Regions from separate parts of the Mus musculus genome. Here regions 2 and 3 are each linked to region 1. Evidence: chromatin loops called from intact Hi-C (ENCODE). Cell type or tissue: heart. All regions are shown on one strand.

What was found. Hi-C counts contacts between places; a loop is a spot of excess contacts. Peaks named below come from ENCODE experiments on the same cell type or tissue, not always from the same donor. Only the 100,000 strongest peaks of a DNase experiment are listed, where the experiment ranks them.
Region 2: it touches region 1 in a loop (2.4-fold over the local background); 3 of 42 quality-filtered maps call a loop at or near these places.
Region 3: it touches region 1 in a loop (2.1-fold over the local background); 8 of 42 quality-filtered maps call a loop at or near these places.

The regions. Positions count from the first base shown.
Region 1 is chr19:45,572,888-45,575,387 of GRCm38, forward strand. All of the region lies in intron 4 of Dpcd (deleted in primary ciliary dyskinesia), which reads left to right. Among named protein-coding and RNA genes, the nearest start is that of Dpcd, 14 kb to the left of the region's middle. In heart, a CTCF peak has its summit at 1,126; DNase peaks (open chromatin) are centred at 1,134 and 2,214; H3K27ac peaks cover 760 bases.
Region 2 is chr19:45,658,256-45,660,755 of GRCm38, forward strand. Fbxw4 (F-box and WD-40 domain protein 4) reads right to left here and starts at 1,938. Exons shown (of 9, transcript NM_013907.2): 1 at 1,521-1,938. The coding sequence starts at 1,774. In heart, a CTCF peak has its summit at 1,159; DNase peaks (open chromatin) are centred at 1,396, 1,516 and 2,206; H3K4me3 peaks cover 1,840 bases; H3K27ac peaks cover 1,778 bases.
Region 3 is chr19:46,002,400-46,004,899 of GRCm38, forward strand. It overlaps Hps6 (HPS6, biogenesis of lysosomal organelles complex 2 subunit 3), which reads left to right and starts at 1,079. Exons shown (of 1, transcript NM_176785.3): 1 at 1,079-2,500. The coding sequence starts at 1,227. The region is part of intron 1 of 4930505N22Rik (RIKEN cDNA 4930505N22 gene); the gene reads left to right. In heart, no CTCF peak of the experiment used is centred here; DNase peaks (open chromatin) are centred at 1,102 and 1,632; H3K4me3 peaks cover 2,005 bases; H3K27ac peaks cover 1,345 bases.

The DNA.
Region 1 (2,500 bases):
GGCAATTTGAGACTTTAAGTCTCAGACAATGAGGTAGTAAACCCCCGTCCCTCCCCAGACTGAGAGAAAGTGGGCAGACGTTGGGCTCTCCGAAATCTCTGCGATGGCGTTTCAGATTCTCTCTGTGGTCTGCTGGGTGAAGGCAGTGGGTGGTCAGGTTTGAGAGGAGATGGCCGGGGTGGGATCACATTTTGTTTCTGCCGCTCTGGCTCATCACAGTGGAAGAGCCTGGCAATGAATCTGTTTCAGCCTGATCGAGAAAGAGGGTGTGGCCACCTCCACCCTGGGGCTTCATTTTGTTTCTGTTTTATCTTCTTATCCACAAGCTGCCAAACTGGCCAGCTTGATGCTCGGGTGCAGAGCCTAGCCCCATGGGCCACTGTATCATTTACCACACTCTCCTTCAGGTGGTGTGGTAGGTACAGTCTCCGTTCCCCTAAGAGGCCTGCCTACAGGGAAGTGGGGAGTGTGGTGGTGGGGAACCTCCACCCACCTCCAGCGCAGCCCTGAGTCCTGTCCTCCTCTTAGCACCCCACACCCTGTCATTTTGGCAGGGTTAAAGGGACAAGGGAAAGGGAGAGATGAATGAATTAATTTCAGGATTATTGCTGTACACGCAGCCAGCAGCCCCTGTAGTGGACCTTGTCTATAAATACAGAGTCATAATAATAAGGGTTTACGTTTATAAAGTGCGCTGAAGTCCTAAGATAAAAGGCCGTTTATTCCCGTTATTGTTCTCATCATTAACAGGAGTCAGTGCCTAAAGTGGAATTTAGCAATTTCAGACAACAGAGAAATTGCCTGTAGGAAAACAAACTCCATGCTTCAGCAAGCATTCCCTGGCGGGAGAGGCCCTGGGTCCAAACTGGGAACAAAAGTGCTTCTGATAGCACTTGAATCTGCGGCTTAGCACTTTGTGGAGCTGGCTGCTGCCTCCTTTTCATCCCCCAGAGGTCACTGTCGAATACAGATATCAGACAGAAATGTGATTACAAGCGAGTGCTACAAGAAAGGCTAGCTAGCTCACCAAAAAAATTCATCTGTGAGCAGATCCTCTGGGCCCCATCTCCTGCACACATATACCGTATATACCGTAGGTGGCGCTGTTGGCCAGGGGCTCTGTAGCTAGTGGGGCATTCCAGCACCCAGTGGCACCCAGTGGCGGGGACTGGGGACATTGCAGAGATGCTGGTGGAGGCAAGGTAGGATGGGAGTGCTATCCTGGAGGGGTGGGCTTCCCACAAAGGGGAATGGTATTTTAGTGCTCACTTTGAGACTGAGTTTCTGAGCCCTAACCAGGCTCAGCCCTGCCCCCTGCAGGTCCATCAGATAGGAAGCTAGAGAGGCGGCCAGATGTGACCTATGCTTTCAACAAAGCACAATAGTGTTTTTATATGTGCAGGGTCTAATTTTTTTTCAGAATACTTTAAAAATCTCTTTCCTGGTCATCATATCATCCACAGCAGACATGCAGTGTATGAATAGATGTAGAAAGGCATGTAAGAAGTCGGCACCACATGACCTGTGCAGAGAAGAATGTGGCCTCCTTGCTGAGCACCTGGGCATCTGTAACACACCCCACCATGGCACTTTCCTTCCCCTGGCGCTGTGCCCTCATTTTAGTATTCCAGCATGCAGTTCCCAGCCAAAGCTGCAGCTGCCTTGCTGGTATCTGCCTGGCCCCTGGAGAATGTGGTTAGCCACTTGTTTAAAGAAGTGATTTCAGGGTCCTGTGGTGGTCCTCCGCCTCAGTATTGCTAGGATGGGCTGGGGAAGGAAGGAACTGTTTCTACATGATTCTGGTGTGGTACATCTGGTCCCGATAAGACCTCAGCCTGGAAGCTGGCAGCTGTTAAGGGGAAAGATGGAGTGTGCTGGACTAGGAAGATGCTGGCTTAAATCTAGCCTCTGCCATGTGACTGTGGTATTTAGGCCAGCTTCTCACGTAGGAGAACGGTGCTTATACTACCTCAACGATTGTTTGAGGAATTTGACAATATCAGATACCTGCGTGCTCCCTGTCCTGTGGTCAAGGTGCCAAAGCATGGGATCTGAAGAAAGCCTGGCTAACTGCACTCACTGTATGGTGATGATGCTGTGACAGCCCTAGAAGCCAGGACTCGGTGGTCAGATAACTTGCACACCGCCAGACTCACTTGAGTGTGGGCCTGTACATTATGACTCTGGGAGTGGCAGGAAGTAGGGCTGCCATGTGCCCGGGACAGGAAGTAGGGCTGCAGCAGCTCTCGGGCTGAAGCCCTCTTTGGTTACCCGCCAAGCCCTTGTGCAGGCTGGAGGAGCGTGGGGCAGCGCGCATGGACCTTTCCTCAGCAGCCCCGCTCTTGCCTCAGCCCTCCCTCAGGGATGTTCACTGAGCCTGCAAAGGGAAGGGACCGGTGAGGGGGTCACAGGGAATACAAGCAAAGCAGGCCGAGAAGGCACTCTGACTGTGTCAGAAGCACGGTGGGTTCCTCTCATCCAGGCCCTGGGGACAGTTCAA
Region 2 (2,500 bases), 85 kb after region 1:
AAACAAGTGCTACTGACATTGAAATGCCATTAAAAAAAAAAAAAAGTTAACAAAAAACTAGTTGGCAATCAAATTTGTCAGGCTTGTGGAAAGATTATAAATTTCTCAGGTAAAGGGGGGAGGAGCAGATTCTAATGAAACATAAAATTCTAATAACAATAAAATTAAAAATTGACTGGAAAATGTACCTCTATCATCAAAGATGACAGACAAGAGTCAAACATTTATGACCCAGAAAAATTCCAAATTTATAACAAAAACACCAAGACCCCAGAGACAAGGAGTAGGAAGAAACAGTCTCACAGGTGAAACAGACACATGGCAAAATATTTATCCTGGCTAGCGCAGAGCGATACAAAATAACAGAGCTTTGGCTACTATCACTCACCCACTAAAGATGTGGTTTAATTCTCTCATCAAACCGGCTCACTCATTCTTTGCTGGTATACTGTGACCTCTGCCCATCAAAACCTTTAATCCAATAGTGGCTACCTTGAAATTTTTATTCTAAGGAGTTAATTCAAGACAAATTATGTCATGGCGTATGACATACCTCCAAATCTATTACATCATTCATTAAGCATTCATTCTGTTAGGATGGGGAAGTGGGGTGGGGGGTGGGGGGTAGTAGGGTTAGGGGGTGTGCAACTGAAAAACTTTTAAAATGGAAATAGGAGTGCATCAAATGATCATTTCTTACGGTTTTTTAAAACTTTATTATATTCGCATATGTTACAACAAAGCAAGAGCAGGGTGCAGTCTGAAAGCGTTTATCCTGACCAGTTCTGTGACTGTCATACACGCTCTCCCCTTCCTGTTTAACAGCCTGAGTGTTTTAGGAATGGTTTGCATCCACGGGTCTCAGATATTACTAGGTCAAACTGCCTATCTTGGATACCGCCTACCCCAAATCCAACTTGATGCCTCACACAGACATCTTTTGTGGGTCCTTCCACCTGAATTAAGTCCTAAAATAGGTTGACAATGGAACTGAAAGGTTTTTTTGTTTGTTTTTGTTTTTGTTTTTTTAAGGTTCTGAGCCCTTTTCTGCACATTTAATTTGATCTGAGCCCTGAAACCTAACAACCTTTGAGAGGGTGGGCAGGACGAAAGGCCACAAAAACCACGTTGGTGGACCTGGGCCTGGGCCCTAGAACCAGCAGGAGTCACCCTTCAGGTCCTGTCTGTCGCACAGGACACAGGGCAAGGAACCCAGGGAGCCAAACCTTTGGGAATACTCATTTTAGGATGGCTAACTGTGAGTAGCCGCCCACGGGGGAGGGTGCCGACTGAGGAATGCTCTCCGGAAGTTTCCTCGGGTTGGGGAATCTTGAAGAGGGGTGACACCAGTATTCCTCGAGGGTGCTGGGGGAGGGGAGAGGGAGGGGGTGGGGGGCAAGTCTGGGCTTCAGTATTCCGGGTGCCACACGGTCCCGAGCCGACCAGGCCTCGGCGCCCCGCCCTTTCCCAGGACGCTGGCCGGCCCGGGGCGGGGAGCGGGCGGGCGAGCGGGCGCTTACAGGTCGGTGCCGAGCCGCGTGAAGCCGGTGTTGAGCGAGGCCCGGGCTATCGGGCGCCAGAGCAGGTCGCAGCTGGTGAAGCGCCGCAGCCAGCGGCAGACTTGGGCCAGGCGGCCGAGGGCCCGCGTGTCGAGGTAGGAGCAGATGAGCAGCAGCAGCTCCTCCGGCAGGCGCCAGAGCGCGGGCCCCGCGGCCGGACGGGTGGCCGGCTCCACGGCCGCCGCTGCGGCATCCTCCGCCGCGTCCTCCGCCATGGCCGTCCGGGTTCCCGGGATGCCGCCGCACGCCTGAGGTCCCTGCTCCTGTCCTCTCTCCAGGCTGTCGTCCTCCCGCCGCCCGGCCCCGACCCTCCGCTCCTCCTTCCCCGGCTCTGCGCTGCCCTCATCCCGCTTCCCGGAGCTTCTCGGCCTTTCCTCCTCGCCTCCCTCGCCTTCCTGTCCCCGGCCTGCCTCAGCCGCCGGCCCCGCTGCCTTCCTCTCCGGCTGCAGGCCCGGCTTTCCTTCCGCCCCGCTTCCTCTTCCGCCGTGCCCGGTACCTGCTTTCCCCTTCCCTTTCCCTTTCCCTTGCTTTCCCCGCGCGACCCTCGCCTCCTGCAGTTTCCTCGCCTCCCCGCCCTCGCCTTCCCTGGGCCCGCGGTTCCCGGGGGGACCCGAGCGGCCCTGGCTGCTCATGAGCGGCCGCGGGGCCGGCTCGACGCACAGCCGAAGACGCCACCGCCTCCTCGAGAGGAGGCGACACCACGTCGGACCGGGTCACATGGGGCGGCGCGGGCCCAAGCCGAGACCCGCCCCTCACGCCTGTATTTCGGGGTGCGAACCCCAACCTGGTCACTGACATCCCCATCTTCTGGAGCACCAGGAACATCTAGTTGAAGCGTGTGTCTTCAAGACCGGATGGAGAAAGCGAGCTTGATGGCTCTCGTCTGTGATCCCGGCATGAGGCTAAGGCAGGAGGATGGCCATGAGTTCAAGGCCGGCCTG
Region 3 (2,500 bases), 430 kb after region 1:
CCTCCAAGGAGGCCACACATAACTAATCCCAGTTCTTCTCAGAGAGTGCCACTCTCTGATGACTAACTATTCAGATATATGCGTCTGTGGGAGACCATTCTTAGTCAAACCACCACAGGAACCACGTGGTACAAGGCAAGAACCAGCTCCGAAAGTTGTCCTCTGGCCTCTGAGTGGGTGTTGTGGCGTATGCCCATAATATTGCACGCACACAAACACAGACACACATAGATACACACACAAACACACACACATTCAATATAATTTAATTTAAATTTTTAATGAGGAAGGCAGTGAACAGGAACAAAGTAGAATAATATATATATGTGTAAAAATGCCAGCCATAGCTTGGTCAATAAAGTGCATACCTCAAAAGCTTAAGACGCTAATTCTATCCTCAATGCTTGGTATTGTGGTTCGAGTCTATAATCCCAGCGTGGGAGACTGAAGCAGGAGGATCTCCCGAGCTCATTGGCTGGCTAGCACAACCTAGTGGGTGAGAGGTCCTAGTGAAAGAAGTTCTCTCAAAACAGTGTAGAAGGTTGGCTTCTGAGGAAAGACACTGAGGCTGACCTCCAGCCTTCACAGGTGCACACAGGACTAAGAATATGGAGGAAGGGGATGCGATCATGAAATTCATTACTTTGTATGCTGACTTCAAATTTAAAACATATGTATAAAGACCAGGGATGGTAGTGATGAACTTTAATCACGGCACTTGGGAGGCAGAGACAGGAGAATCTCTGTGAATTTGTGGCCAGCCTGGTGAGCGGAGGGTTGTTAACCTTACAGTTTTTCCACTAAATTTCCAGGCGGTTGAGATTTGCTATTTGGTCAGGGCTGATACGGTGTCAGTACTCAACCACAAATAAGGTGAAAGAGCGAGGTTCAGAAAGAAGGGAGACGTTTTGAGACATTCTCACGGTGCCTAGGAAACTTGAATCCAGAGCGGGGACCCTTGGGTGCTGCGGATGCTCCTCCCTCGGACATCTTCCCGCAGCTCCGCCCCCGGCGCGCAGCGCTAGCGGGGCGTGCCCTGGGGCAATCCCGGACCTCGCCTGGCGGGGCGGGGCCGGGCGGAGTCGACGTTCAGTCCAGGGCTTGGCTCACCTCATTCACCAGGGACGGAAGTGTCAGCCCTGCACTCCCCCGGGTACCAGGACTAGCAGTCCGGCCTCGCCCCACTGGGCGATCAGGCCTTGGCTAGCTCCTGCGGCAGAGGCGTCATGAAGCGTGCAGGAACTCTGCGCCTGCTTTCGGATCTGAGCAACTTCACCGGCGCGGCCCGGCTCCGCGAGTTGTTGGCGGGGGACCCAGCTGTCCTAGTCCGCTGCAGCCCTGACGGCCGCCACTTGCTGCTATTAAGACCCCCCGGATCGCCCGCCCCACAGCTTCTAGTGGCTGTGCGTGGGCCCGGCCTGCCGCTGGAGCGTGCCTGGCCGGAGGGCGACCCCTCGCCGCTGGACGTCTTTTTCGTGCCGTGGCTGGCGCGACCCGCGCTGATCTTGGTATGGGAGAGTGGCCTAGCAGAGGTTTGGGGCGTGGGGATGGAGCCTGGATGGAAGCTACTTCAGAGCACTGAGCTGTGTCCGGATGGTGGAGCCCGCGTGATGGCCGTGGCCGCAACCCGAGGCCGCCTAGTTTGGTGCGAGGAGCGTCAGCCGGGTGTTAAGGACCAACCAGAGCAGCTTTCAACGGCCTTCAGCCACCGTGTGTGCTTCAAGACCCTGGAAACCAGCGGGGAGGCTGGCACCAAACTAGGCTGCACCCACATCCTGCTACACCATTGCCCCCTTTTTGGACTGATAGCCTCCCGCAAGGACCTCTTCCTGGTGCCTACTACCAACACTTGGTCTGGTGTGGCCCACCTTCTGCTCATCTGGAGCCCAAGCAAGGGGAAGGTAATAGTTGCTGCTCCATCTCTTGGTCTTTCACACAGTAAAAGCCTGAATCCCAAACAAGGGGACACTTGGGACTTCCGGACCCTGCTGCGAGGCCTTCCTGGATTCCTGTCCCCCAGGGAGCCACTGGCTGTACACACTTGGGCCCCATCTTCGCAGGGCTTGTTGTTGCTTGACTTGAAAGGGAAGGTGAGCCTAGTGCAGTGCCATGGTGGTACTCGAACCGTGGGAATCCTGCAGGAGGCCCCTGTAAGCCTAAAAGGGTCTGCAGCCCTGGGGACATTTCACGGCACTTTAGCCTGTGTCCTGGGCTCCACCTTGGAACTACTGGACATGAGCAGTGGGCGGCTGTTGGAAAAAAAGGTTCTCAGTACAGACAGAGTACATTTGCTGGAGCCTCCAGCCCCGGGCATGAAGAACGAGGAAGAGCTGGAGACCCGAGGAGCCCTACGATTGCTTTCAGCCTTGGGTCTCTTTTGTGTGTGTTGGGAAACTCCCCAAGGCCTTGAGCTGCCTTCAGACAAGGACCTGGTGTTTGAGGAGGCCTGTGGGTACTACCAGCGTCGGAGCCTTCGAGGTACCCAGCTTACCCCAGAAGA